2 separate regions of the Homo sapiens genome follow, and region 1 is linked to region 2. A link is an interaction called in ENCODE POLR2A ChIA-PET data of the cell type or tissue named here. Cell type or tissue: PC-9. All regions are shown on one strand. Each heading gives the region's core, and the rest is flanking DNA. Links, peaks and the distances in the headings are about the cores only.

What was found. ChIA-PET counts read pairs that join two places held together with the same protein. Peaks named below come from ENCODE experiments on the same cell type or tissue, not always from the same donor. Only the 100,000 strongest peaks of a DNase experiment are listed, where the experiment ranks them.
Region 1: POLR2A ChIA-PET joins it to region 2 with 10 read pairs; 3 of 35 experiments call an interaction of 5 or more read pairs at or near these places.

What each region holds. Positions count from the first base shown.
Region 1 is chr15:44,785,325-44,800,516 of GRCh38, reverse strand. No RefSeq gene overlaps it. Among named protein-coding and RNA genes, the nearest start is that of TRIM69, 56 kb to the right of the region's middle. RefSeq lists a silencer at 7,539-7,727. In PC-9, for the core only: no CTCF peak of the experiment used is centred there; no DNase peak of the experiment used is centred there.
Region 2 is chr15:44,677,202-44,692,393 of GRCh38, reverse strand. All of the region lies in intron 3 of PATL2 (PAT1 homolog 2), which reads left to right. Among named protein-coding and RNA genes, the nearest start is that of SPG11, 21 kb to the right of the region's middle. In PC-9, for the core only: no CTCF peak of the experiment used is centred there; a DNase peak (open chromatin) is centred at 8,963; H3K4me3 peaks cover 885 bases; H3K27ac peaks cover 467 bases.

The DNA of each region.
Region 1 (15,192 bases), core at 6,134-14,133, 110 kb before region 2:
CTGCAAGCTCCGCCTCCCGGGTTCACGCCATTCTCCCGCCTCAGCCTCCCGAGTAGCTGGGACTACAGGCGCCCGCCACCACGCCCAGCTAATTTTTTGTATTTTTTAGTAGAGGCGAGGTTTTACCATGTTAGTCAGGATGGTCTCGATCTCCTGACCTTGTGATCCACCTGCCTTGGCCTCCCAAAGTGCTGGGATTACAGGCGTAAGTCACCGCACCCAGCCCATTTTTTTGTTTCAAAAAAATTTTTTTTCTAAGATACTTTTGTTATAGCATACTCCTTTCTTTTTAAAAAATCCACAGCAATTTTTATATATCTCTTTTAGCACTTCAGATTGCATAGGGTTTATCTGGGTATTCTCATGGTTTGTTGGACTAAATTAGTAGAAGACACTTATATTTCTTTTCCCAGTCCTCAGCAGAATGCCAGACATATCATATGTTCTCTTGGATTAATAAATTAATAAAAGTTTTGGGAAAGTGACCATTCCAACCTATATCTGAAATACAAATAAAGTTAGATCCTGTATCCATCAAGGTCCAATCAGGAAAACAGAAACCATTCCAGTTATTTTAACAGGGATAATTTAATATAGGGAATCGAATTGCTAAACAGGTATTTAGAAAACTATAACTCCAGAAAGATATGCAAACTACAGGAAATATCTTCCACCGTTAGAACAGGGGAGCAAAGGGTAGAGTGGATTAGTTGAACCTAGAAGCTTGGATGAAGAGCCCCATAAAGTTGAGAACAAGACCACGGAGCAGGAGGTGCCACCTGGCTGGTGCTGGTGTCTCTGCAGGGACTCCAATGAGGCTGATTCTGGAAATTAGAAAAAAAAAAAAAAAGACCTAGACCCAAATGCTGCTGCTAGGGTGAAGAACTATTGCTGAGGGGATGTTGACAGACACAGAAAGCAAAGAGCAAGGGGCAAATCCCTTTGCCATCCTCTAGGTTTGCAGTCTTCCTCTAATACCCTTTATTGGCAGAGCCTAACAGGAAACCAGATGGCAAAGGATAAATTTTATTTGTGGAGTCCAGCCTCAAAATCATGTAACAGAGTAACAGGTGAGTGGGTGGTGCTAAGATACAGTAGCTTAATAACCAGCCTAGTTCCCAACCTACATGTATAGTCAATTTCCAAGTGGCCTGACTCTGGATGACTCAAGAGGGCTTTTCCTCCTCCCAAGAGCTATTATAGTCACAGGTATATTTTTGAATCTTTCCTTTTTTTCTTAGACAGCAGAAGCTGTTCATTTTAGTAGAGAATATCATGGTTGTAATTGCATTTCTCTTATAACTCAGAAAGGGTTAAATAAAGAGAAAAGATATTTTGGCAAAGAGCAAAACTATTTGGCAACTTGTTCTAAAGGGTTTTTCAGCGTCCCTAGATTCAGCTGTTTCTAATCCTGTGATTATATGCTTCAATTTCCCATTTTAAGTACCAGAGATTAAGTGGTAACTCCTTTATTGCTGATGGCGGTGCTTAGTGGACAGCTGGGGGATGACAGGGCTGTGTGCTGAATCCAGATGCACAAGAAACAACAGGAAAGGGGCACTCTGACCGTCCAATGGCCCTGTCTCCTGAGGGGGGGTAAGGTGAGGCTTCTGTTTAGATGTCTCAGTGGTCACTGCAGAATCAGCTTTTTCTTTTCTTTTTCTTTTCTTTTTTTTTTTTTTAACAGATTAAACAGTTCCAGTGTGGAAGTCTGACTTAGGGCAATGTGTGTAGTGTGAGGAAAAAGGATGACAGCTGGTTTTGAATCCAGCTCAGTCACTTGCCAACTGGGTGGCCCTGAGTAGTCACTTCACTCAACTCTTCACTTTATCATTGATAATAACTACCTGTCCTGTCCTCTTATTTGGCTCACTTTGAGGATCAAAAGAGATATGACTAAATATGAAAACATATTGCAAAGAGTAAAATGAAATAAAAACAAGGAATCGATCATGATGGTGTTGGGCTATTTCAGTTTGCTTGGTTTTTGACTCAGAAGCATGAGAGAAATACATTATCCCCAACAATTCCTTTCTGTTATAAAAAAGTTACAGTGTGTACCTTTCTGGGCTTGTGTTGTGTATTTACTTCCACATAAATGTTTATCTCTAAAGTTATCAATAAAGCTCCCAGTGTGGAAGTGAAAATAAACCCAGAAAAAATATCTTTGTATTCCCAGGCCAATTCAGTTTTCATTATTTATTATATTCAGTTTTTCTTGAGGCCAAAATGGAGTAGAAATCTCTAAAAAATTTAGTTTGAATCTAGAGTCAACTAATAATAATACTAGTTAAAGCAGTAATAGCATTTATTACATGCTTGTGTGCTGGAAACTTTTAAGCATCTATACTGTGTTGCCTCCTTAAAATAACCCTATGAGGTAGATTTTGTTTTTATTGTCATTTAATATAAGGAAATGAAGGCATAATAAAACTCGCCTAAGGTTACAGATAGAAAATAATGGAGTAGGGGTTTGAACCCACATAACGTGATTTCTAAGTCTGAACCTTTAGCTACTCTATTATATTCAAGAAACACTCCTTGTTTAATTATTTGTATAAATTAAAGTTGTCTCTCAATGGCTTTTATTTGTTACGTAGAAATATCATTTATTAAGCACATACAAGGTGCTGGATAGGATTCTAAGCATTCTCTATGCATTATCTTATTTAATTCTCACAAAATTTTATTATTCTTAGAAACTAAAGTTCAGATAATTTAAGCAATTTGCTCAGTCAGGTTCACACTTTTAACAAGTACTGAAGCTGATATTTTAGTTCAAGTCTACATGACTGTCAAATCTCTTCAAGCAATAAGTTACGTATCTCTTTGCTAACAATATATATTCTTCCTGTTTCTCATGGAGGCATCCCTCAAACTTCTCCAAACCTCAGTGTAAAGCTCAAAACAATGGAAAAGCTGAAATAAAGCTAAATGAAGATCAGAAATCATGCAGTGTCAGCAGTAGGAATATATACTAGGAGTCTGGAGTGAGGGGTAATGAAATGGAGCCTAATGCTCAAACTTTGAAATTCTTAAAAGACAAGACAGAAAAAGGGAAATCCAATGGTTTGTCTAGTTATTATTGTCAGACGAAAACACATAGACCAGTTGTGTAGAAGACATAAACTTCCCCTGACATTCAAAGCCAAGAGAAATTTATCATGAGAAGTCTTATATTTGGACAACAGTTATAGTATATAGGGAATTTCTGCCATAAACAGCATGGTGTAAATGAATACTTGGTGAAAGATATCAATTAGAATTTATACCATATGTGAGACAAGGCATTTCCAAAGTGCATTTGCAGGAGAATGTGTTGTATTCATCTCTGACATCCTTATCAGAACTCACATTCTAGTGAAACATATCAATTAATGTCCTCAGATCTGTTATAATAACAACATGGAAAATGGATTTACCAACCTCACAGAAACAACTGAAGGTATGTGCCAAGAATGAATCTCTTACTTCTTCAAATATCAGAGTAAAAATTTTACAACAAACTTAAAATTTGTTAAACTTCAACTTAATGGATGGTCTCTCTTTCCTTCTTGCAAGGTCTGACTGAGATCTAAGCCTTGCTCATTAATTTATTCATTTAGCATTTAATTTGGTCCCATATTAGTTAAGCCTCAGGCTTGACTAGCACCCAGGTAAATGAAAAAAGGAACAAAAACTTGATCCAGAACGCACTGGATATCAATGGCTTGTAGTCCTCTCATGGACTTCAAGTGTGACTAAGTCAGCTGAGCCCTTACTTGTTAGTGTTGTGCTGGAACAGACAGAGAGAAAGTAATTGTAAATCATCCAAGAAGTGAGAAAGAGATAGAGATACAATCAGGAGACAAGTCTGAATCTCTGAGATAGACTGGTAATGTCTCAAGGCCACTGAGATAATGATGCCTAGAACTGGGCTTATAAATGCCAATAGCATAACATTCTTGAGCTTGGGACAGTGGTGCTTTAGCAAACAATAACCTCTCCTACTTAGTCCAGATATTTAAATTCCTCATGTGGCATCACTTGATGGATAAAATTGCAAATAAGCAAGTTAAGGATAAATTGAGAGGCCCATTGGATCCTGGCCATGGGTACAGATGTATGATCATGGCCAGGATCTAGGGTTTTGCTCAAATCTGACATCTGTATATCTAAATCTGTTGGTCCATCTACACATCCATCCATCCACCCACCCACCCACCCACCCATCCATCCATCTAACAGAATTATATCTACTGATTTCCGAATTAAACCTAGTTAATAGAAATGAAAACTAAATTTAATTTCTTTTTTTTTTTTTTTTTTTTTTTTGGTGAGGAGTTTGGCTTTTGTCACCCAGGCTGGAGTGCAATAGCGTGATCTCGGCTCACTGCAACCTCCATCTCCCAGGTTCAAGCGATTCTTCTGCCTCAGCCTCCCGAGTAGCTGGGATTACAGGTATGTGCCACCACGCCCAGCTAATTTTGTATTTTTAGTAGAGACAGGGTTTTGACAGGGTTTGGCCAGGCTGGTCTCGAACTCCTGACCTCAGGTGATCTGCCTGCCTTGGCCTCCCAAAGTGCTGGGATTACAGGTGTGAGCCACCGGGCCTGGCCAATTTCTTTATAATAATAAAAGGAATGCTCTAGAAATGACATAAAACATAAATAAACTATGCATTCATTATAACTACAATGAACATTTTATTAAAGCATTCTATGTGCCAGTTGCTTTAGTAAGAGCTAGGGAAGGTATAAAGATGATTAAGACTTGGTCCTCACTTTTTAGAACTTGAGGTCTAGTAGCAAGTATTTATGTACACCTCTCTGACCTCGTGTCCTATACTCATCCCTTCACTCATTCCAGTCTAGAGACATTGTTTTCCTTCCTTTTCCTAGGACATACCAAGCATTTCTTGCCTCAGAGCCATTGTACATGCATTTTCTCTGCCCAGAACTTTATTTCCGCAGGTATGTGCAGTTAACTTCCACACTTCCTTCAGCTCTCTGCTCAAATGTCACAAGCTCAGTGAGGTCTTCTTTGAGTATTCTATGTGTGATAGCAAACTCCTCTCATCACTGGAACTCTGTATCTCCACAATTTTCAATTATTTTTCTCCCTAATCACCATTATATATCATATATTCAGTATGTGTATTTTTATGTATCTATACTGTAATATATGTCATATATATTTACTTCTTTTTTTGTTTATTATTTGTCTCACCCAAAACCCCAACTAGAATATATATTCCATGAAAGGAGGGGACTGTTTTACTCAGTACTCTATTCCTGTGTCCACAAAAAAGCTCGGTGAACAGTAGGTTCTCCAGAAATATTGTTAAATGGATAATACAAGAAAGAAAAATAATACTACTAATAACATAAATGACTGCAGTGGGGAAAGAATATTTAATTTGGTTAGGGGACATGGCTTAGGAATCCTTGAATAAAAAGTTATTCCTTTACTTTGAAAAATAAAGTCCACATGTATAGGACAGTTACATGGCTAACTTCCAAGGGAGATTTATCCAGCATTTCAGGAGTCAAGATGCCAGTTAGATGTGATGAATGACCATACGATGCCTGGAAGTTTTTCCATTACCCTTTGAAATTTTTCTGTCTTTTTTTTGGTTGTCTGGGACCATATGGAAACAAATGGGTTTGGCCTCATTTCCAGAACTACTTGGGAAGATCTGTTCCTGCTAACCATGAACTAAATCTTCACAGTGGCCTGTCTGTGCTTGATTCTGTGTTTCTTTTTTTTTGTTTGTTTCTTTTTTTTTGTGACAGAGTCTCACTCTGTTGCCCAGGCTGGAGTGCAGTGGTGTGATCTCGGCTCACTGCAAGCTCCGCCTCCTGGGTTCACGCCATTCTCCTGCCTCAGCCTTCCCAGTAGCTGGGACTACAGGTGCCTACCACGCCTGGCTAACTTTTTTGTATTGTTAGTAGAGACAGGGTTTCACCGTGTTAGCCAGGATGGTCTCGATCTCCTGACCTCGTGATTCGCCCACCTCGGCCTCCCAAAGTGCTAGCACAGTGCCTGGGACATGGTAGGTGTTTGAAACAAGGTTGTTGACAGAATGAATAAATGAATGAGTGACTGAGGATAGTTGAAGTAGTATCATTTCCTCTATGAAACTTAAAATCCTTCTTCCAACAGAGCCAGAATTCCCTCCTTTGTGCTCCCATTACACCAACCACATTTTATGGTCATTGGCAGATGACAAATAAACCCCTATTGCACTGAGTGAACTTTTAAAAATAGAAAGTGAGTTCTAGTAATCTTAGAATTCCCAGCTTCAACCGTGGTGCCTGGTTATGTAGGAGCTGCTTGATAATTGGCTATGGAATAAATATAACATAATAGTCTTTTGCCTTTTAATGACTCTGACACAAACACTTGATTTTTGATTACAAACTTGATAGATTTATTTATGTTTTCTAATTATGAAGCAATATTATACTAAGTATAGTCATAAGAAATAAGGAAAATTTAAAAAGATCATTCATAAATTTGTGTTTTAGTGTACTTGTCCTTTTAAAGGGATTAAATTTTAATACACATAAATATATTCATATATCTAAAATGAACATTTTCCCATATCAATACTCTTCAAACCTTGTTTTTCAATGCCTATGATATATATTTTTTTGTTGTTGTTGTTGTTGTTTTTTGAGACAGTCTCGCTCTGTCGCCCAGGCTAGAGCACGGTGGCACCATCTCAGCTCACTGCAAGCTCTGCCTCCCCAATTCACGCCATTCTCCTGCCTCAGCCTCCCAAGTAGCTGGGACTACAGGCGCCCGCCACCACGCCTGGCTAATTTTTTTGTATTTTTAGTAGAGATGGGGTTTCACCGTGTTAGCCAGGATGGTCTCGATCTCCTGACCTCATGATCCGCCTGCCTCGGCCTCCCAAAGTGCTGGGATTACAGGCATGAGCCACCGTGCCCAGCCAATGCCTATGAAATATTTTATGCCTACAAAATATTTCATCATATATATTAAAATCTTAGGCATATTGGCTATTTCCAAATATTACAAATATTTCCTTATGAGAATTTTCTTACACATGAAGCTTCGTACTTTCCTCTAGGTACATTTCCCAAAGTGAAATTATATGATTAAAAGGCATGGACACCAGGGCTCTTGATTATTATTGCCAGTACCTCTACAGAGAGTAGATCAATTCACTTGACACCAGTGGTGTTTGGTCATGCCCATTTCCCCACATTCTCACCATTAGATGGAACTATAATTTAGAAGATGTCAATTTGATCAGTGACTCCAGTTACTCAGAACAGGGCAAGAACCCTGGCTTGCCCTGGAAGCAGCATCACTTGCTGACAGCATGAGGGCTGTAGCAGGGGCAGAGATGGAAACAACACATTTCATGTTCTCAAGTAGCTTACAGTCCTGGGTTTAGCAACATTTTATAAACACTTCATTTTAAAGCAAAGAAGAATAAAAAAAATCCTCAATACTAGAGAGTCAGCAGGAAGATAGGCACAGTCTGCTTGTCTATAGGGGGCCTTGGACATGGGTCATTTCTCACGGTGCTGTTGAAAGTAGATAAGACAGGCCTTTATGGATACTTCAGCCTGGTGTGATGTTAGAGGTGGGAGGCAGTTGCCCTGTTCATTGATAACTGGGGCATCTTTGGAAGTTCATCAGATGTCAAGAGTGACAGATGAGGACTTGGATAAGTGGGAGGCTACTTGACTCTGCAGAGCCTTTGACTGTGGGGTTCCTGACAGTGCTTAGGGGTGATGGGCAGCTTAGGCATCCTGGCCAGATACAATGAAGCCCAGAGCCTGGGCCACCTCAGGGGTGACTCAAGGAGCTCCAGTGGGAAGTGAATAGGAAACATAAGGCTAAGACTTAAAGTGGAAGCAGGGCTGGGCAGGAATTTCTTAGGAGGGGGATGGTCATTTTTACAACATTAGGGGTAGAAGCCATCCCTGTGAGAAGAGACTAAAGATAAAGAGACTAATAGATTAACATTAGTCCTAGTGAGGAGTAGACTCCTAGACTTACATCTTCTCTCTCTCCCTATTTCAGATTCATCCCATCTTTACTCCAATCTCCAAAAACTTAATTTATTAGGTAGAACAATTGAGTTATCTTAATTTCCTTGTCTTCTTATGCACCAAACTTTTGGGGTTTTAATTTCTCCAGTCAACGCAGTCTAGCAAAGTATTTTCCTTAAGCAAAAATTATTTTTTCATAAGATATTTGGTTCCAGCCATTAAAATGAGTTTGTAAAATCATAAATAATAGAGATCATGGCCTATATCATATTCTCAATAGACAGTAGATTTCCTCAGGCCCCTTGGCCCCAGATTTGTGTTGACCCCTTTCTTTCCTCCTTGTTGAGGGCAGAACGTTCCTTTGAACTATGTGCTAGCTTAGGCCAGGTGGTTCTTAAAGATCCTTTATTTGGGCACCAACTCTTCCCAAGATATGAGAGGTCTGGTCCAGCTTTTGGGAGGGAGGTTGCTCCTGAGAGAAATGTCTAGGCCCAGCCACTCTCCCTGTACAGAGTGGGAGTTAAGAGCACCTCTCAGCCAGGTGCAGTGGCTCATGCCTGTAATCCCAGCAATTTGGGAGGCTGAGGTGGGCGGATCACCTGAGGTCGGGAGTTCGAAACCAGCCTAACCAACATGAAGAAACCCCATCTCTACTAAAAAAAATACAAAAATTAGCCAGATGTGGTGGCATATGTGTGTAATCTTAGCTATTCCAGAGGCTGAGGCAGGAGAATTGCTTGAACCCAGGAGGCAGAGGTTGTGGTGAGCAGAGATGGTGCCATTGCACTCCAGCCTGGGCAACAAGAGTGAAACTCCATCTCAAAAAAAAAAAAAAAAAAAACACCTCTTGGTACAAAAACTCAGCCACTAGAGTACATGACACCAGTGCCTCTCAGTGGGGCAAGAAACTGCTGAGTGCCTAGAATGGATGTGACCAACACTTCCCACCTTGTCCCCTTGTCCCTTGTTTAGTTACTTCCTGTCTTGCAAGTAAGACAGGGGTGAGGGAGACTCTCCTGGTCTAATAAGGAGCTGCTGGAGAAGAAACTGAGGGATTAGTGGGCCATAGCCCACTAGAGAGTATTAGTGATTCATATTCCCTTTTCTTCCTGGGTCCTGGGTGGATTTCCCTGCACGCGTGAGAGTCTCAGTCTATTGCTATACAACACGATTCTGAGCTGCAAGTGAGAGAAAGCTGAAAGATGTGTCTTGACTGCAATGTGTGAAAGGCTGGAATGATTCCCGCCACCCCACGTTCTAAACATATATAACATATATATGTGTGTGTGTGTCCTGGTCTTGAGTTCTACTCCTGAGGAAGCTGATCTAAATCATCCCATTCTCATTTGCATTTCATAAAAACCTTGTGAAGTAAAGTAATACATATAGTCTTTCCAGCAGAGTAGTAAGACTTCTTATTTGAGAGCTCAGAGATTATAAGAGTGCAAAATCAGAAATTGTTATGCAGCAATAGATAGCTGATATACATGCCCCAGTACTATTTTCTAGGGCTTCTTAAAACCTAGGCTTAGAAGAGACTCTGCCATTGCAGTTTTACTAACGCAAGTCATAAATTAGTTGAGATTCAAAGGGAGGGAACTCTGTAAGCTGTGAATAATAGAGGTGTGATTTTTCAAAATCCACTGATGTAATAACCACTACAGCAGGGTTTATAGACATGGGACACACAGAATAGCAGAGTCTACTGGGGATTGGGAAGTGCCTAGGGTTATCAAGATAAAATATGGGATACCAATGTAAATTTGAATTTCAGATGAATAATGAATAATTTTTAGTACAAATATGTCTCACGCAAGTCTGCATAGCGTGTAATATTTGGGACCTAGTTATACTTAAACATGGTTATTTATCTGAAATTCAAATTTAATTGGGAGTTCTATATTTTTCTTTACTATATCTGACAAACCTAGGTGAGAGACGTGAATGGCACCAGGGGCCAGGTCCTACAAGCTGTTTATTAATCTAGTTACAAGGTTGTTTAGGTCAGGTGAGAACCAGGGCATGAGAATGGAGAGGGAGAGGGCAGACGTTCAAAGCTAGTGAGAACAAGTGGGCTGAGCAGGAGGCCTGAGCATCCAGGCAGTGTTCCAAAGTGGCTGAGATTGTGACATGGGACTCAGACCAGAGAAGGATTCTCAACTCTGTACAACTGTCCTGTCAATCAGTTTTTTTTTCAGGCTTTCAAATAAGGTGGATAATAGTGGTACTTCATAGCATTGTGGCAAGAATTAAGTATGGGGTGGCTGGTATGTAGTAAGCACAGAGAACAGGTTAGGTGTAATCACATCAAAGTAACAATTATAGTAATGGTAATAGTGTTGTGAGGATTGTAGCTGGGGCAGGAGGAGTGGAGAAGAGACACATAGGAAACTAACATCCCCAGAACACATGCTCGGTCCTGGTCCTGGTGCTTTCTATTCTCCATTTTCCTTAATCATAACTGCCTTTGCAGGTATAATAAATTAACTTTAGAGATGAATGAATTGGCTTAGAGGAATTAATAAGTTTGTCTGAGTGGCAGTAGGGTCTGCCTGAGACCAGAATCTTTTCCTATAGAGAAAGACAAGTGAATATAGTTCCTGCAGGTGGACCTCAATTCATGAGCCTCCAGGTCATATCCTGCTGCCAGCCTTTTCCTACCTTGGCCTCTGTGCTGCCTTAACTCTGAGCCTTCCCTTCTCAATTATGAAACGGGAGAATAATGCCCACATTGCTTCTCCCAGAGACTTGTTGGAAGTATTCACTGTGGTAAAGGGCATGAAGGCATTTTCAAACTCTAACATGCACCGTGGGTGTTGAAACTCTTCTTGAAGCCTAGCACATAAAGTGTTAATCCTGTATTCTGCTAATTCCAGGCCATGCTAGGATAAGAAAGGCAGCCCTCCCGAAGGCACTGAAGAAGGGGCTTGGTGGGGTAGGAAGAGAGAGAGAGGTGAGTTTGTGTAGTCTGGTGTGGTGTGGTGTGCTATGCTGTCTTTTTCCCCTCTAGAATACTCCACGACAAGATTCCGGAGGTAAAGCTTCCCCCAAAAGACTTACAACAGAATTTAAGGACAAAACAGTGGAGTAGGACAAGGCTCATTGCTTTTTGGTAGCCTTGCAAATAGTCCCTTGCCTGGGGTGTAGGAAGGTCTAATCCAGTGATTGATAAAATGCTGATTCCACATCTCTTTTATTGTCTGCTAAAGATTTGGTACATATTTTTAAGTCCACTGTGAACTTTTAGACTTCCCCAGAGACCAGCAGCTTAGAAATATATAGGAAAATATTGTCATTATCTATTTTATGGGTGAACATGAAGTAAACAGTGACTGACAAAGCTTGAGTGAGCTGGGTCGTCCCTCTTGCTGGGGATTTTTCTTTCTCTAATTCACCCTGGGTCTGAATATCTATCCTCCTTGCACATTGGATGTACAGCTGCATTCATTATTCTCACCAGTTCTGGCCAAATTCACCACGTAAGGAAAAAAATGGTCTGCAACCACAGACTCATATCCTGTGCAGTAATTTATGATAATGTGACAAGAGAAGGTTCTAGCTCTGACACATGTTTTCCAAGTGTGCCAGAGGTAATAGCATGATTGCTGGTGGGGTGTGTGTGTGTGTGTGTGTGTGTGTCTGATTGTGATGGGGGTGGCGTGGTGGGTAGGCATGAGTGTAAACGAACGTGTGGCCTTCTGAAAGGCATCTCGTGCACACCACAGTTGACAAGAGAGGCGAGAGTGTTCGCTGCTTGATAATGACATTCAGTGTTATGGGGCTGTTGTTTTTAGTGTTTAAGTTATGAAAATCTCATTTTCTCCCTAGAGGCTTTCGTTCTGCCATTCTTTAGTACATCAGGTGAGAAATCAAGTGTCATCTGTTAAAAATGATAACAGATCCCAAGTTAGCTCATAAAAATTACTGTTCCCCCCAAGTCTCTTTGGTTTGGTAAGAGTGATCTTATAAATTGTGATTTTGATTTGAGATGAGCAAGGAAGGGACAACAAAAGAGAGAGGAGGTTTGAAAGTCTTGAGTTAGAGAAAGAATTGAAAAAAATTAATGGAACTTGATTCTATTCCTTATGGATAATTAAGCATAAATGTCCATGGTAAGTCTATATCTACCTCTATCTATCTTGCATTTAGTGTGTATGTGTTTGTGTGTGTATCAGATGTCTTTTTGATGTATTCTATGAAAACTTTTTTATGATCTTGGTCTAAATTCCCTTCTTTGGGCATCCTCATATGCTCACACATGTTTTGTGGTCATTGAATTACTTGAACAGAGCTAGTAAACTGCAAGTCTTAAAGGTCCAAAGGCTTTTCTACTTTGACTATGTAGGCTCCAGAGACAGATTTTTATTGTTCTATTTATTTTTGATTTGGTCTACTATTGCACAAATCTGGTAGATTATTGAAATCCAAGGGGCCTTAACAAGAAGATTTCTGTCTTTGTAAACTTCACTTCCATGGCTCAAGTACCAGCTATCTGGGTAATAACTTCCAAAAGTAACTTCAGCAGTTAACGTTTCCTGTAAGTGTCCAACTTTTAAGTCCAACTGCCTACTTGCCAGCTCCACTGAGGCGTGTAACATGCATCTCAAACTGAATACATCTCCAATCAAACTCTTAATTCGCTTCATACCTACCTCTGATTTACTTCTGTTGCAGTATTCTGCTTTTCAGTAAATTCTATCAGCTTTTTGGGTCAGCAGTCTTGGGGTCAGCCTTGATTCCTATTTCCCACTCACAGTCCATGTAGCCAATTTATCAACAAATAATGTCAGCTCTACCTACAAAATTTGTTCAGAATCTGACCATGTCTCATCATCTCTACTGCTCCCATCCTGATTCAAGCCACCCCCATCTTTGGTCTTGACTGTGGCAATAGCCTCCTACCTGGTTTTGCCCCTTCCACCACCTATCCTGCAACAGCAATCCACATGACCCTTTAGAAACGTGGACCAGAAGATGTTGCTGTTCTGTTCAAAACTCTCCAGTGGCTTCTTATATTGCACACAGTGAAAGTCTGATCCTTCCATTGGCCATAGGTGCTCTGTGGGCTGCTCCCACCACCCCTGCTCTCGCTGCCAGCACACGACTCTTCATCCACCCTCCCCTCTTCACTCTCCATGAACGTGCATGTTCCCATGCGCTTTTTCTCTGTCTGGAGTGCTTTTCTTCCACATTTGTTGCATACTTTCCCCTCATTTCTTTCTGTCTCTACTCAAGGTCACCTCCTCAGAAAGATTATCTTTCAGCATTTAAAACAGTATTCTCATTCCCTATATTCCTAATTCTGTCTTCCTTAATCTACTTTATTCTTCCTTAACCTACCTTATGGTCAGATGCCGATAACTATTTGTCTGTTTCTTCTCACTCCAATGTAAGCCTTCTAAAGCAGGATTTTTTTTTTCTTTTATTGCTGTGTTTCCTGTGGCTAGGACAATATCTGGCATGTAGAAGTTGCTCAATACTTATTTGTTAAAGAAATGAATGAATGTGTGCTCTACTGATACTTTTACAATGTTCTCATAAGTTCTTTCTAACATTAATGCAGTTTTTGTTTGGTTGGTTTTGTTTTGTTTTTTTGAGACAGAGTCTCGCTCTGTCACCCAGGCTGGAGTGCAGTGGCACCATCTCTGCTCAATGCAAGCTCTACCTCCTGGGTTCACGCCATTCTCCTGCCTCAGCCTCCCGAGTAGCTGGGACTACAGGTGCCCACCACCACACCTGGCTAATTTTTTTTGTATTTTTAGTAGAGGCGGAGTTTCACCATGTTAGCCAGGATGGCTACGATCTTCTGACCTCATGATCTGCCTGCCCTGGCCTCCCAAAGTGCTGGGATTACAGGCATGAGCCACTGCGCCCGGCCTAGTGCAATTATTTTATGTTAATGCTCTCGGATGCGATGCAAGAAAATTTTCCATAACAAGACACTCTGAAAGTGGAGTGTGATTCGTCACTCCTCTCTTCTCACTTACTGAAAGCTCCTTGTTCTGGGGAAGAATCTGGTCAGGGCAGCCTCATAGTAGGCCATCCAGATAGAAATTAAAAGCCAGCAGAAGAGCAAGGGATTACAAATCCAGGAGAATTGTGGAGTACTGACTTCCTTCTCTCTCTTGGTAAATACTCTGAGAGTGACCTCTTCCCAAAGTCATTCTCTAGGAAGGGTAAGGTGTGTTTCTTGAGGCAGGAGAGCCTTGACAGCTCCCTGGTAACATCTGGGCCCACTTTTGCTTTTTATAGCAACTTAGAGGAAAATCTCTTAGTTATAATGCTACTTTGGAAAAACTAGAAATAAGAATTCAAAACCAAACTATTTTACAACTTTAGTCTCCTGACTCGTCTATTTTGCTTGGTTCTTCACTCTTTCCCCAGTTCCCCTGTGAAAGCTTGGTTCAGTCAGATTATTTTGCTTCAATGTTGTGAAATAGTTCTCTGCTTTCTCATGAGCTTTAAATAAGCTTCTCTCAGGGGATGAATAGGTGAGCGGTGGGTTTCTTAAAAATGAAATAACAGAAAAAGGTCGTAAAAAATAAGATGTTTGTAAAACCTGTGTAGGATGCTGTGTTTTAAACAAAGTCAGGGATGACTTTCCCTTCATTTCATTTTGTCTCTGAGGGGATTGAAGGGAAGTAATCCTCAGTCATGGTCACCACAGTCTGGCAGATGAAACCCTGTTTCCTGATGTCCCTAGGGGCAAGGATATGGGGTATCTGTAGCTGTCTGTAGCTGTACATTCCAAGGGCTCTCTAGGCCATGAGTTATGACTGTATAGACTTTGTCCATGCCTGACAGGACCTTCTTGTGTCTGATGGCAATGTAAATGCTTTCAAAAAATTTATTTCTTTTTGGATTTTCTTTTTCATTGTTGTCTGCAAAACGAATTCAGTTAGTCATGACGCTCTCTTATTTTGGTGTGTTTCCCTTTCTGGTGCCTTCCAACTGCATGGTGTCTCTGGGTGGAGGAGGAGGAGAGTCTCAGGCCCATCAGGGAAGAAGAAAGCTTCCCTGGCCCCTTAGTATGTAAGTGGGCTTCTGATCCACCCTATTTGCTGGGCTCAGGTGGTGGTATAGGTAGACTCCTATTCAATGTGGGGGAGACCTTAGCCTACCTGGGCTGCCTTCTGTTGCTAGGCTCAGATCAGAAAATGCTTGACCTGGATCACCTCTT
Region 2 (15,192 bases), core at 4,310-12,309:
TTTGTCTTTGGGGTATTTTTTGTTTGCTATTTTACAAACCTTATCCACATAGCTTTATTTTTTCTAATTATAAAATTCATGGCCATTATGAAAACTTCAGACAATAGGTAAGGATAAAGATAAACATTTAAATTACCTGTTATTCTATAAACCAAAGATAACCACTGCTAATCCATTGTTTATTCTTTCTCTATTTATATACAGATATGAATATGAATATATATGTTTACAAAGATGCAATCATTGTGCAGAGATTTCTCTGCAAACTGCTTTTTATTTAACCGTTTATCATGGACAGTGTATCTATTTCTATAATAATAGAGATCTATATTGTTTTTTCATGTGTTCACAGTATTTCATTGTATAAAACATGCCATACATTTTTACCTAATCCTGTATTGAAGATGTTCGCAGTTTTTCCCTATTATAATTCAGGCTACACACTGTGAAACTGCCTCCAGAGTCTTTGTACCAGGTTATCCTCCCTCTATAAAATAAGGACGATATTTATCTCCCCACACTCTTCCCCTAGCTGGTCATTATCATCAATTGTATCTCCTTGTTTTACTTTGTATCTTATTTATTTATCTATTTATTTGAGACAGAGTCTCTTTATGTTGCCTAGGCTGGCCTTTTCTTAGCCTCCTGAGCAGATGGTACTACAGGTGTGTGCCACCGTGCCCAGGTTTACTTTATATTATTTTTAAATTTAATTTAATTTTTTTTTTTTTTTGAGACAGAGTCTCACTCTGTGGCTCAGGCTGGAGTGCAGTGGTGCTGTGATCTCAACTCACTGCAACCTCCACCTCCTGAGTTCAAGCAATTCTTGTGCCTCAGCCTCCCAAGTAGCTGGGATTACAGGAACATGCCACCACACTCAGATAACTGTTGTATTTTTAGTAGAGACGGGTTTTTGCTATGTTGGTGAGGCTGGTCTCGAACTCCTGACCTCAAGTGATCCGCCTGCCTTGGCCTCCCAAAGTACTGGGATTACAGGCATGAGCCACCATGCCTGGCCACAATCTGTTTTAAAAGTTTCTCCTGCCTAGAAGTTTCTCTGTAAGCGTAGCAGTTATAGATTAATCACAGAAAATCTTTTTATGTTATGTTATAAATCATTGGACAATTACCTATTATGGATTGAACATAGGTTTGGTAGACAAAATCTCAACTTTTCTCTGTCTATATGTGCACCTTTCCTGTAATGTAAATAGAGGCATGGTTTTGAAAAACAATAACATTTTTGAGTTTTTTATAACCAAATATATTTTAACATAAAATATCAGTTAAAAAAAGTAGTTTTATACACTTAGCCTATATTCCCCAAAGCTCATATTTTTATAATTAATTAAAATATAAATTTAAATTATTATTTAAATTAGGACAGTTTTTCTATTTGAAAAAGTAAAAAGCATGGTCAAAGATTTCTCAGTCTCCATAAGGACACAGACATTCTGTGTTAACAGACATTCACACTTAACTAAAGTAAAGAATTTTCAAAGTAAATGTCAGAGAAAATAGCAAACTTATTTTTATGTTATCTGTCAACAGCATTATGTTAATTTTGACATGGTTACTGATTGGATAATATATGATAACAAGCAGTTGTGAAGAAGCTATTGCTAAAAAGATCTGAGCTTAACATAAATATCTCTTTTTCTGAACTCTTAACATCTTCAGAAACAACAAAAATAATTTTTACCCATAAGTTTTTTTAAATGACTTTCAAAGGTAAATTTAAGATTACCAGATAAAAATAAAGGCATGGTGGCTCAGGACTGTAATCCCAGCACTTTGGGAGGCCAAGGTGGGAGGATCACTTGAGCCCAGGAGTTCAAGAGCAGACTAGACAACATTGTGAGATGCTGTTTATACCAAAAAAAAAAAAAAAGCCAGGCATGGTTGCGTGTGCCTGTGGTCCCAGCTACTCAGGAAGCTGAGGTGGGAGGATCACTTGAGCCCAGGAGGTGGAGGCTGCAGTGAGCTGTGACTGTGCCATTGCCCTCCAGCCTTGGCAACACAGTGAGACCCAGTCTCAAAAAAAAAAAAAAAATATTTTGACTTTATTTGTGGTTTTATATTTGCCACTCAGCAATCTTAAATTTTTTTGTAGACAAATTTGTCAGCCACCCTTCATAGCCTATGGATTTGGGGTGATAGTTAGAAGGTCCGTCTTTACATTTAGAAAACACTCACTTTTTTTTGAGACGGAGTTTCGCTCTTGTTGCCCAGGCTGGAGTGCAATGGCGCTATCTCAGCTCATGGCAACCTCCGCCTCCCATGTTCAAGCGATTCTCCTGCCTCAGCCTCCCGAGTAGCTGGGATTACAGGCATGTGCCACCATGCCTGGCTAATTTTGTATTTTTAGTAGAGATGGGGTTTCTCCATGTTGGTCAGGCTAGTCTCGAACTCCTGACCTCAGGTGATCCGCCCACCTCGGCCTCCCAAAGTGCTGGGATTACAGGTGTGAGACACCATGCTTGGCCAACATTCATATATTTTCTTTTAGTATTTTTGAGATTTTCTTCTTATTATTATACTTTAAGTTCTGGGGTACATGTGCAGAACATGCAGGTTTGTTACATAGGTATACATGTGCCATGGTGGTTTGCTGCACCCATCAACCAGTCATCTACATTAGGTATTTCTCCTAATGGTATCCCTCCCCTAGTCCCCCACCCCACAACAGGCCCTGGTGTGTGATGTTCCCCTCCCTGTGTCCATGTGTTCTCATTGTTCAACTCCCACTTATGAGTGAGAGCATGCAGTATTTGGTTTTCTGTTCTTGTGTTAGTTTGCTGAGAATGGTGGTTTCCAGCTTCATCCATGTCCCTGCAAAGGACATGAACTCATCCTTTTTCATGGCTGCATAGTATTCCATGGTGTATATGTGCCACATGTTCGTTATCCAGGCTATCATTAATGGGCATTTGGGTTGGTTCCAAGTCTTTGCTGTTGTGAACGGTGCTGCAGTAAACATAGCTGTGCATGTGTCTTTATAGCAGCATGATTTATAATCCTTTGGGTATGTACCCAGTAATTGGATTGTTGGGTCAAATGGTATTTCTGGTTCTAGATCCTTAAGGAATCACCACACTGTCTTCCACAATGGTTGAACTAATTTACACTTCCACCAACAGTGTAAAAGCATTCTTATTTCTCCACATCCTCCCAGCATCTGTTGTTTCCTGACTTTTTAATGATCACCATTCTAACTGGCATGAGTTGGTATCTCTTTGTGGTTTTGATTTGCATTTCTCTAATGACCAATGTTGATGAGCTTTTTTTCATATGTTTGTTGGCTGCATAAATGTCTTCTTTTGAGAAGTGTTTGTTCATATCCTTTGCCCACTTTTTGATGGGGTTGTTTGCTTTTTTCTTGTACATTTGTTTAAGTTCTTTGTAGATTCTGGATATTAGCCCTTTGTCAGATGGATAGATTGCAAACATTTTCTCCCATTCTGTAGGTTGCCCATTCACTCTGATGACAGTTTCTTTTGCTGTGCAGAAGCTCTTTAGTTTAATTAGATACCACTTGTCAATTTTGGCTTTTGTTGCCATTGCTTTTATTGTTTTAGTCATGAAGTCTTTGCCCACTCCTATGTCCTGAATGGTATTGCCTAGGTTTTCTTCTGGGGTTTTTATGGTTTTCAATCTTACATTTAAGTCTTTAATCCATCTTGAGTTAATTTTTGTATAAAGTGTAAGGAAGGGGTCCAGTTTCAGTTTTCTGCATATGGATAGCCAGTCTTCCCAACACCATTCATTAAATAGGGAATCCTTTCCCCCACTGCTTGTTTTTGTCAGGTTTGTGAAAGATCAGATGGTTGTAGATGTGTGGTGTTATTTCTGAGGCCTCTGTTCAGTTCCATTGGTCGATATATCTGTTTTGATACCAGTGCCATGCTGTTCTGGTTACTGTAGCCTTGTAGTATAGTTTGAAGTCAGGTAGCATGGTGCCTCCAGCTTTGTTTGTTTGTTTGTTTGTTTTTGCTTAGGATTGTCTTGGCTATGCGGGCTCTTTTTTGGTTCCATATGAAATTTAAAGTAGTTTTTTCTAATTCTGTGAAGAAAGTAAATGGTAGCTTGATGGGGATAGCATTTTTTTTATTATTATTATTATTTAGCTAGTTTTTTTTTTTTTTTTTGAGACAGAGTCTCGCTCTGTCACCCAGGCTGGAGTGCAGTGGCATGATCTTGGCTCACTGCAAGCTCTGCCTCCCGGGTTCACGCCATTCGCCTGCCTCAGCCTCCCAAGTAGCTGGGGCTGCAGGCACCCGCCACCACACCTGGCTAATTTTTTGTATTTTTAGTAGAGATGGTTTTCACTGTGTTAGCCAGGATGGTCTCAATCTCCTGACCTCGTGATCTGCCTGCCTTGGCCTCCTAAAGTGCTGGGATAGCAGAGAATCTATAAATTACTTTGGCCATTTTCACGATATTGATTCTTCCTATCCATGAGCATGGAATGATTTTCCACTTCTTTGTGTCCTCTCTTATTTCCTTGAGGAGTGGTTTGTAGTTCTCCTTGAAGAGGTCCTTCACATGACTTGTAAGTTGGATTCCTAGGTACTTAATTCTCTTTGTAGCAATTGTGACTGGGAGTTCACTCGTGATTTTGCTCTCTGTCTATTATTGGTGTATAGGAATGCTTGTGATTTTTGCACATTGATTTTGTAGCCTGAGACTGCTGAAATTGCTTATCAGCTTAAGGAGATTTTGGGCTGAGACTATGGGGTTTTCTAAATATACAATCATGTCATCTGCAAGCAGAGACAATTTGACTTCCTCTCTTCCTATTTGAATACCCTTTATTTCTTTCTTTTGCCTGATTGCCCTGGCCAGAACTTCCAATACTATGTTGAATAGGAGTGGTGAGAGAAGGCATCCTTTTCTTGTGCTGGTTTTCAAAGGGAATGCTTCCAGTTTTTGCCCATTCAGTATGATATTGGCTGTGTGTTTGTCATAAATAGCTCTTATTATTTTGAGATACGTTCCATCAATACCTAGTTTATTGAGAGTTTTTAGCATGAAAGGGTGTTGAATTTTGTTGAAGGCCTTTTCTGCATCTATTGAGATAATCACGTGGTTTTTGTCATTGGTTCTATTTATGTGATGGATTACGTTAATCGATTTGTGTATGTTGAACCAGCCTTGCATCCCAGGGATGAAGCTGACTTGATCATGGTGGATAAGCTTTTTGATGTGCTGCTGGATTTGGTTTGCCAGTATTTTATTGAGGACTTTCACATCAATGTTCATCAGGGATATTGACCTTTGAAATTTTCTTTTTTTGTTGTGTCTCTGCCAGGTTTTGGTATCAGGATGATGCTGGCCTCATCAAATGAGTTAGGGAGGATTACCTCTTTTTCTATTGTTTGGAATAGTTTCAGAAGGAATGGTACCAGCTCCTCATTGTACCTCTGGTAGAATTCAGCTGTGAGTCCATCTGGTCCTGGACTTTTTTGATTAGTAGGCTATTAATTACTGCCTCAATTTCAGAACTTGTTATTGGTCTATTCAGGGATTCAACTTCTTCCTGGTTTAGTCTCGGGAGGGTGTATGTGTCCAGGAATTTATCCATTTCTTCTAGATTTTCTAGTTTATTTGCATAGAGGTTTTTATAGTATTCTCTGATGCTAGTTTGTATTTCTGTGGGATCAGTGGTGATATCCCCTTTATCATTTTTTATTGTGTCTATTTTATTCTTCTCTCTTTTCTTCTTTATTAGTATGGCTAGTTGTCTATTTTATTGATCTTTTCAAAAAAACAGCTGCTGGATTCACTGATTTTTTGAAGGGTTTTTCATGTCTCTGTCTCCTTCAGTTCAGCTCTGATCTTAGTTATTTCTTGTCTTCTGCTAGCTTTTGAATTTGTTTGCTCTTATTTCTCTAGTTCTTTTAATTGTGATGTTAAGGTGTCAATTTTAGATCTTTCCTACTTCCTCTTGTGGGCATTTAGTTCTATAACTTTCCCTTTAAACACTGCTTTAAATGTGGCCCAGAGATGCTGGTACGTTGTGTCTTTGTTCTCATTGGTTTCAAAGAACTTATTTATTTCTGCCTTAATATTGTTATTTACCCAGTAGTCATTCAGGAGCAGGTTGTTCAGTTTCCATGTAGTTTTGCAGTTTTGAGTGAGTTTCTTAATCCTGAGTTCTAATTTGATTGCACTGTGGTCTGAGAGACTGTTTTTTATGATTTCCGTTCTTTTGCATTTGCTGAGGAGTGTTTTACTTCCAATTATGTGGTCAATTTTAGAACAAGTGCGATGTGGTGCTGAGAAGAATGTATATGCTGTTGATTTGGGGTGGAGAGTTCTGTAGATGTCTATTAGGTCCACTTGGTCCAGAGCTGAGTTCAAGTCCTGAATATCCTTGTTAATTTTCTGTCTCGTTGATCTGTCTAATATTGACAGTGGGGTGTTAAAGTCTCCCACTATTATTGTGTGGGAGTCTAAGTCTCTTTGTAGGTCTCTAAGAACTTGCTTTATGAATCTGGGTGCTCCTGTATTGGGTGCATATATATTTAGGATAGTTAGCTCTTCTTGCTGCATTGATCCCTTTACCATTATGTAATGCCCTTCTTTGTCTCTTTTGATCTTTGTTGGTTTAAAGTCTGTTTTATCTGGGACTAGGATTGCAACCCCTGCTTTATTTGCTTTCCATTTCCTTGGTAAATATTCCTCCATCCCTTTATTTTGAACCTATGTGTGTCTTTGCACATGAGATGGGTCTCCTGAATACAGCACACTGATGGGTCTTGATTTTTTTCTTTTTTTTTTTTTGAGACAGAGTCTCACTCTGTTGCCCAGGCTGGAATGCAAAGGCGCAATCTCAGCTCACTGCAACCTCTGCCTCCTGGGTTCAAGCAATTCTCCTGCCTCAGCCTCCCAAGTAGCTGGGATTACAGGTGTGTGCCACCAGGCCCAGCTAATTTTTTGTATTTTTAATAGAGATGGGGTTTCACCATGTTGGCCAGGATGGTCTCAATCTCTTGACCTCGTGATCCACCCGCCTTGGCCTCCCAAAGTGATGGGATTACAGGCGTGAGCCACCGTGCCTGGCAGGGTCTTGACTTTTTATCCAGTTTGCCAGTCTGTGTCTTTTAATTGGGGCATTTAGCCTGTTTACATTTAAGGTTAATATTGTTATGTGTGAATTTGATCCTGTCATTATGATGCTAGCCGGTTATTTTGCCCGTTAGTTGACACAGTTTCTTCATAGTGTTGATGGTCTTTACAATTTGGTATGTTTTTGCAATGGCTGGTATCGGTTGTTCCTTTCCATGTTTAGTGCTTCCTTCAGGAGCTCTTGTAAGGCAGGCCTGTTGGTGACAAAATCTCTCAGCATTTGCTTGTCTGTAAAGGATTTTATTTCTCCTTCACTTATGAAGCTTAGTTTGGCTGGATATGAAATTCTGGGTTGAAAATTCTTTCCTTGAAGAATGTTAAATATTGGTCCCAACTCTCTTCTGGATTGTAGGGTTTCTGCAGAGAGATCCACTGTTAGTCTGATGGACTTACCTTTCTGGGTAACCCAACCTTTCTCTCTGGCTGCTCTTAACATTTTTTCCTTCATTTCAACCTTGGTGGATCTGATGATTATGTGTCTTGGGGTTGCTCTTCTCGAGGAATATCTTCGTGGTGTTCTCCATATTTCCTGAATTTGAATGTTGGCCTGTCTTGCTAGGTTGGGGAAGTTCTCCTGGATAATATCCTGAAGAGTGTTTTCCAGCTTGTTTCCATTCTCCCCATCACTTTCGGGTACACCAATCAAATGTAGATTTGGTCTTTTCCACATAGTGCCATATTTCTCAGAGGCTTTGTTCATTACTTTTCATTTTTTTTTTCTAATCTTGTCGTCTTGCTTTATTTCATTAAGCTGATCTTCAATCGCCGGTATTCCTTCTTCTGCTTGATCAATTCAGCTATTAATACTTGTGAATGCTTCACAAAGTTCTTGTGCTGTGTTTTTCAGCTCTATCAGGTCATTTATGTTCTTCTCTAAACTAGTTATTCTAGTTAGCAATTCCTCCAACCTTTTTTCAAGCTTCTTAGCTTCCTTGCATTGGGTTAGAACATGCTCCTTTAGCTTGGAGCAGTTTGTTATTACCCACCTTCTGAAGCCTCTTCTGTCAATTCATCAAACTCATTCTCTGTCCACTTTTGTTCCCTTGCTGGAAGGAGTTGTGATCCTTTGGAGGAGAAGGGATGTTCTGGTTTTTAGAATTTTCAGCCTTTTTGTGCTGGTTTTTCCTCATCTTCATGGATTTATCTACCTTTGGTCTTTGATGTTGGTAACCTTCGGATGGGGTTTCTGTGTGGATTTTTTTTTTTTTTATGTTGATGCTATTCCTTTCTGTTTGTTAGTTTTCCTTCTAACAGTCAGGCCCCTCTGCTGCAGGTCTGTTGGAGTTTGCTGGAGGTCCACTCCAGACCCTGTTTTCCTGGGTATCACCAGCGGAGACTGCAGAACGGCAAAGATTGCTGCTTGTTCCTTCCTCTGGAATTTTTGTCCCAGAGGGGCACCCACAAGATGCCAGCCGGAGCTCTCCTGTATGAAGTGTCTGTCGACCCCTGCTGGGAGGTGTCTCCCAGTCAGGAGGCATGGGGGTCAGGGACACACTTGAGGAGGCAGTCTGTCCCTCAGCAGAGCTTGAGCACTATGCTGGGAGATCCGCTGCTCTCTTCAGAGTCAGCAGGCAGGAATGTTTAAGTCTGCTGAAGCTGTGCCCACAGCTGCCCCTTCTACCAGGTGCTCTGTCTGTCCCAGGGAGATGGGAGTTTTATCTATAAGCCCCTGACTGGGGCTACTGCCTTTCTTTCAGAGATACCCTGCCCAGAGAGGAGGAATCTAGAGAGGCAGTCTGGCTACAGCAGCTTTGCGGAGCTGCAGTGGACTCCACCCAGTTTGAACTTCCTGGTGGCTTTGTTTACACTGTGAGGTGAAAACCACCTACTCAAGCCTCAGTAATGGCAAACGCCCCTCCCCCCACCAAGCTCAAGTGTCCCAGCTTGACTTCAGACTGCTGTGCTGGCAGTGAGAATTTCAAGCCAGTGCATCTCAGCTTGCTGGGCTCTGTGGGGGTGGGATCCACTGAGCTAGACCACTTGGCTCCCTGGCTTCAGCACCCTTTCCAGAGGAGTGAATGGTTCTGTCTCGCTGGCATGCCAGACGCCACTGGGGTATGAAAAAAAAAACTGCAGCTAGCTCAGTGTCTGCCCAAACAGCTGCCCAGTTTTGTGCTTGAAACCCAAGGCCCTGGTGGCATAGGCACCTGAGGGAATCTCCTGTTCTGTGGGTTGTGAAGAGGATGGGAAAAGCGTAGTATCTGGGTCAGAGTGCACCGTCCCTCAAGGCACAGTCCCTCACAGTCCCTTGGCTAGGAGAGGGAGTTCCCCAACCCCTTGCACTTCCCGGGTAAGGCAATGCCCCACCCTGCTTTGGCTCACCCTCCGTGGGCTGCACCCACTGTCTAACCAGTCCCAGTGAGATGAGCTGGGTACCTCAGTTGGAAATGCAGAAATCACCCACTTTCTGTGTTGATCTCTCTTGGAGCTACAGACCAGAGCTATTCCTATTTGGCCATCTTGCCAGCCACCGTTTTGAGATTTTTTTTATGTTTAAATCTTTGCTCCATCTAGCATTTACTTTGGCATAAATATGTCTTCAATATAGAAGTTTAACTTTCTTTAGTGAAATCTACGTATCTTTTCTTTTATGATTTCTGGCTTAGATATTCTGGTTTGTTTCTTGGAATGAAATTTCTTGGGAAGAACGTGAGGAGTGAGCTGGAGTAGGACACACCCAGGTGGCTGGCAAGAAACCCCTCTGAAGAAGTCTCTCTCTCAGGGAAAGGTCCATAATTTTCCATTCCAGTTCAGCTCAGTCAACATCTACTAAGAACCTACTCTGTTCCAGAGACTGTGTTAAGTGCCAGGGGCACAGAGATGAGGAACATCTCTGCTTGCAAGTGGGAGTGACAAATTTAGAAACAGAATGACGACACAGTGTGGTAGGTGCAATGAGCAAAAAGCATAAGGATCAGTGAGCACACATAAGGGTGCCTATCCCAGGCTGGAAGGGAAAAGCCTATCTGAGAAGGCCTCCTGGAGGAGATGAATCCTGGGCCGAGTTTGTTTTTCCCATTTGAATAACTAGAATATTAGAATAAGACCATTCAATAAAGACAATTCTGAAATCACCTTCCAATTAAAACAACTCTTACTTTGTAACTTCATGTTGCTTATATGACATAATGCACAGCATATTACCTGCTAAGATACACACTTTCAATATCATTGGAAAGACAGAACTGGAACAGAAAGCTGCCTTAATCAACAACAGAATATAGCTCCCAGACCAAGGGCGAGAGGTCTCCAGTGTAGGGACAACCTGGTGCACAGCGATTACGAGAGAAGGCTAAAGTGGAACCCTAATTTCTCCATGCAGCTAAAAGCAGTTTACTATTTCTGAAACTCAATCTAGAAGGTAGGGAACTTTAAGATAGGAGACTGGTTGCTTTCTATGACAGTCAGGGCCAGATTGTAAAGGGGCTTATGCTTTATGTAAAGAATGGGACATGAGAAACACTGAGGTGTTGTAAGTTGAGGGGTGTCTGATCTGACAAAACAACTTGGAAATCATCAGCATGAGATGAGATTGCCCAGGGATATCAGGTTGCAGAGGATTTAACCTTTGCAGATCCTTGATCCCTTTGAGGATGTGATAAAAGCTACAGATGCTCTTTCCAGAAAAACAAACATACTGAAAACCACACCAACATATACACAATTTCAGGGGATCCTCAGATTAAGAATATTTGATATATAGAGGACTGAGAAGTAGCCTGAGGAAGCGGATATTCAAAGGATGGGAAGAAGATGAGGGGAGCAGGAAAAGGGCCAAAGAAAAATGACCCAAGAGGTACTGGAAGAGCCAGGAGACAAGTGTTGGGAAGCTGTGGGAGCACAGAGATCCAAGGAGGATGTGATCAGCAGTGTTGAATGCTGTAGAGATGTCAGCTAAGGTCAGGACTGAAACATGTCTTTTGCACTTACAGTTAAGAAATCACAGCCGAGAGAAGTGGCTCACATCTGTAATCCCAGCACTTTGGGAGGCCAAGGTGGGAGGACGACTTGAGCCCAGGAGTTTGAGACCAGTCTGGGCAAAAAAGCGAGACGCCATCTCTATAAAAATTTTAAAAATTAGCTGGGTGTGGTGGTGTATGCCGTAGTCCCAGCTACTTGGAAGGTTGAGGCAGGAGTCCAGAAGTTCAAGTTTGCAGTGAGCTATAATCGTGCCACTGCACTCCAGTCTGGGTGAAAGAGCGAGACCCCATCTCTAAAACTAAAAAGAAAGAAAGAAAAATCACTGGTAATGGTATTGAGAAAAGTCTCTGCGGAGTAACTAGTAATGTTAGCTCCAGATATACTTTTTCAAGCCCGAGAATTATATAGGTGGCATCTAGGTGGAAGTAAGGGTAGGGGACTTGTCTTGACCCTGCATTTGCAGAGAACTAATACGTCAAATAATTGTCAATTGTCCAGAAAAAGTGTTGAAGGGGCTTATGGAGATTATGTCTGTTTGTCCCTGTTGCCACCACTATAATGGAGTCAAAAGCCAGAAAGCAACAGTTGAAGGAATGATGTGAGGAAATGGAGAAGTTTGGTTTGTTAGGTAGGAGAGACCTGAAGGGCAGTTAAAATAAGAAACAAAAACAAGACAGGGATTTGTCTCCAAGAAGTGGACACATCCTGATATTTCTATCCTATACACTAAGAAAAAGAAAGGGGAAAACAGAGAGGCTCAAGACACAGAGAAAAGTGGCTGAAGGGCCAAGCATCCAGGAAGAGAGTCTGGACTTGAAGAGGAGGAGAGCCCCCCACCTGGAAGTGCAAGGTGGGGGGCCTGTGGCTGTGTATAATTTCCTCCAAGTATGAATTGAAGTGGATCAGCCCCAATGGCCTCTATTTTCCCCATAACATAAGAGGTGAGGTTGACTGCTGAGAGTAGAGATGGGAGTTGTATGGAAGACTGGAGGAGGACAATGCCTATTTTTTAGAATCACTGATGAGGGATGTATGGGAAAGGCAGCTAAACAAGGACAAATTAAAGAACAGCTCAGCAGGCTGGTGATGGAGCAGTGTCAGTCATGGTCCCGACAAGAAGCAGATGGCACATTCAAGTGGTGTAACTGAGGAGCATGTCAGGAAGAGAATATTCACCAAGGTGTGAACAGGGTGAAGGGAAACTCATAAAGGCCAGTGAAGCACCCTGGAACTAGCAAGAGTGGGGAGCCTTTCCCACCCCCAGACCTCAGGGGCAAGAGGAGGGAGCAGATCCCAGATCCAGAGGGAATTGGGGTAATTTAGGAGAGGGCTGCCACACTGGAACTCATACAGCACAGATGCTGACATTATCTGAAGCCAGGCAGCCCTCTCTGTCTCCAGGTTCTGGTGACTGCTCCATCCTCTTGTCCCAGTCCCAGGGGATTCTGCTATTACTTGTGGTTTCACTATACTCTTTCTATACTTTTATAAATATAACTTTATTAGATTATCCAGTTTGAATACACCATCTATTTCCTGAAGGAAACCTGACATACATGGTTCTTTAAAAAGACTAATAAAATAGACAAACTCTAGAAAGAAGAACAAAGGAGGAGATGAATAATATTAGGAATAAAAAGGGAGACAAAGGGCCGGACGCAGTGGCTCACGCCTGTAATCCTAGCACTCTGGAGGCCGAGGCAGGTGGATCACTTGAAGCCAGGAGTTTGAGACCAGCCTGGCCAACATGGCAAAAGCCTATCTCTACTAAAAAAAAAAAAAAAAAAAAGAAAAAGAAAAAGAAAAAAAAAATTGGCCAGGCACGGTGGCTCACGCCTGTAATCCCAGCACTTTGGGAGGCCGAGGTAAGTGGATTAGCTGAGGTCAGGAGTTCAAGACCAGACTGGCCAACATGGTGAAACCCCTTCTATACTAAAAATACAAAAATTAGCCGGGCATGGCACACCCCTGTAATCCCAGCTATTCAGGAGGCTGAGGCAGGACAATTGCTTGATCCCAGGAGGCAGAGGTTGCAGTGAGCCGAGATGGTGCCACTGCACTCCAGCCTGGCTGACAGAGCAAGACTCTGTCTCAAAAAAAAAAAAAAATTAATTGGCCAGGCATGGTGGTGTGCACCTGTATTCTCAGCTACTCTGGAGGCTGAGGCAGGAGAATTGCTTGAACACAGGAGGTGGAGGTTGCAGTGAGTTGAGATCGTGCCAATGCACTCCAGCCTGAGTGACAGGCAAGACTCTGTCTCAAAATAAACAAGTAAATGAAAGGGGGCAGGAGAGACAAAGTACAGTTATAGCATGGATTTTTAAATACACTTATACTATGAACAACTTTATGCCAACAAATTTGAAAATTTATAAGTAATGGACAAATTCCTAGAAGATATATAACTTAAAACTCAAGAAGAAATTGAAAGCCAGACTAGATCTACTGCTATTAAAGAACCTGAAACAATGGATAAAAAATCTCCCCATAAAAGAGTGTTTTATGTAGCAAATGTAAATATTTCTAATGTCATTTTTTTTCTTTAAGAAAAAATTTTTAATAGAGATGGGGTCTCACTATGTTGTCCAGGCTTGTCTTGAACTCATGGGCTCAAGCTATCCTCCTGCCTCAGCTTCCCAAAGTGCTGGGATTACAGGTATGAGCCACTCTAATGTCTTTTTAAAATCTGACCCAACAATCCTGTGTACCTGTGTGTACTTCTTATTCTAGAAGAAGCTCTAACAGGCTGTGGGAAGCATCTGCTTTATTCACTGTTTACCCCAAGCCTAACATAGGCTTGGCTTGAACTTAACATAATGAAATGATGGCAGGAAAGTTAGAACATCTAGGGGATCAGTAGACATATGAGACTTCAGATAAGGGTAGGGGACCTTCATAAAAAACAGTAGGTCCCAAGTGAAACTCCAAACAGCCAGGGCAGGGCTGTGATCTTTAAGACTGAGCCCTAGTCCACCTGCTTTGGTACTAGTCAGTACCAGAAGTCCCTTCAGAATGAAAATCTTCATGCAACAAGTTTCTCCTTAAGATCTAGTCTCTACAACAACCTAATGAATCACCTCTGGAACACTGAAATTCACCATGTGGTCCTTTTGTTAATAGTGCTAAAGTACGTTATTAGGAAGTTCCTGAGAGAAACAGCTGAATAACATTACCAAAAAGGCCAGAACCCAGCTGGGTGTGGTGGCTTGTGCTTGTAATCCCAGCCCTTTGGGAGGCCAAGGCAGGTGGATTACTTGAGGTCAGGAGTTTGAGACAAGCCTGGCCAACATGGCGAAACCCTGTTTCTACTGAAAAAAAATATATATATATACAAAAATTAGCTGGGCATGGTGGTGGCCGCCTGTAATCCCAGCTACTCGGGAGGCTGAGGCAGGAGAATCTTGAACCCGGGAGGTGGAGGCTGCAGTGGGCCAAGATCATGCCACTGCACTCAAGCCTGGGTGACAGAGTAAGATGCTATCTCAAGATATATGAGAAGTTTTTCAGTAACTTTCAAGCTACTTATATTTGTTCCCCCACCCATATAGTTATGACCTGCAGTAAAACTTCTGAAACAAATATTTTCCTTTAAAGGCACCAAGAATCATGGTCTTATCACCATGACAAGAGGGTCCTAACTTTCATTTTTGATGTAGGGAAATTAACTTAGTTTTTATTCTTATTCAGAAGTTCTACAAAGTCATGTGGGTTTCAGCTGAACACAGGATGTGGGCACAGAACCCAGGGTTGCTTGAGGGTTAGATGAGACTTGGGAGGGTGTTGGGTTTTGCCTACCAGGAGCAGCTATGTTTTTGTTTTTGTTGTTGTTGATTTGTTTTTACTCCTGAGCTTCTGGACCAGTTTGCCATTAGAGCAGCCAAGAAGATGTAAGACTGTGTATCTCATGCAAAAGTGTTTTTACCATGAAGATCTGACTTCCAAATTCACAGGGGTCTCTCATCAGTCAGAGCTGAGTAGCTGACTTAAGCTCACATGACCCGGTGAAGGGCAAGCATCATCAGGTGGACTTGAGGGCTTCAAGTACGCTGCCCTGAAGCGCCAGGAATGTGGTTGCTAGGCATCCTCCCCAGGATCTACCCAGGACTTTCCTATCCAATTTTGTTGAAGCAAAACCTAGGG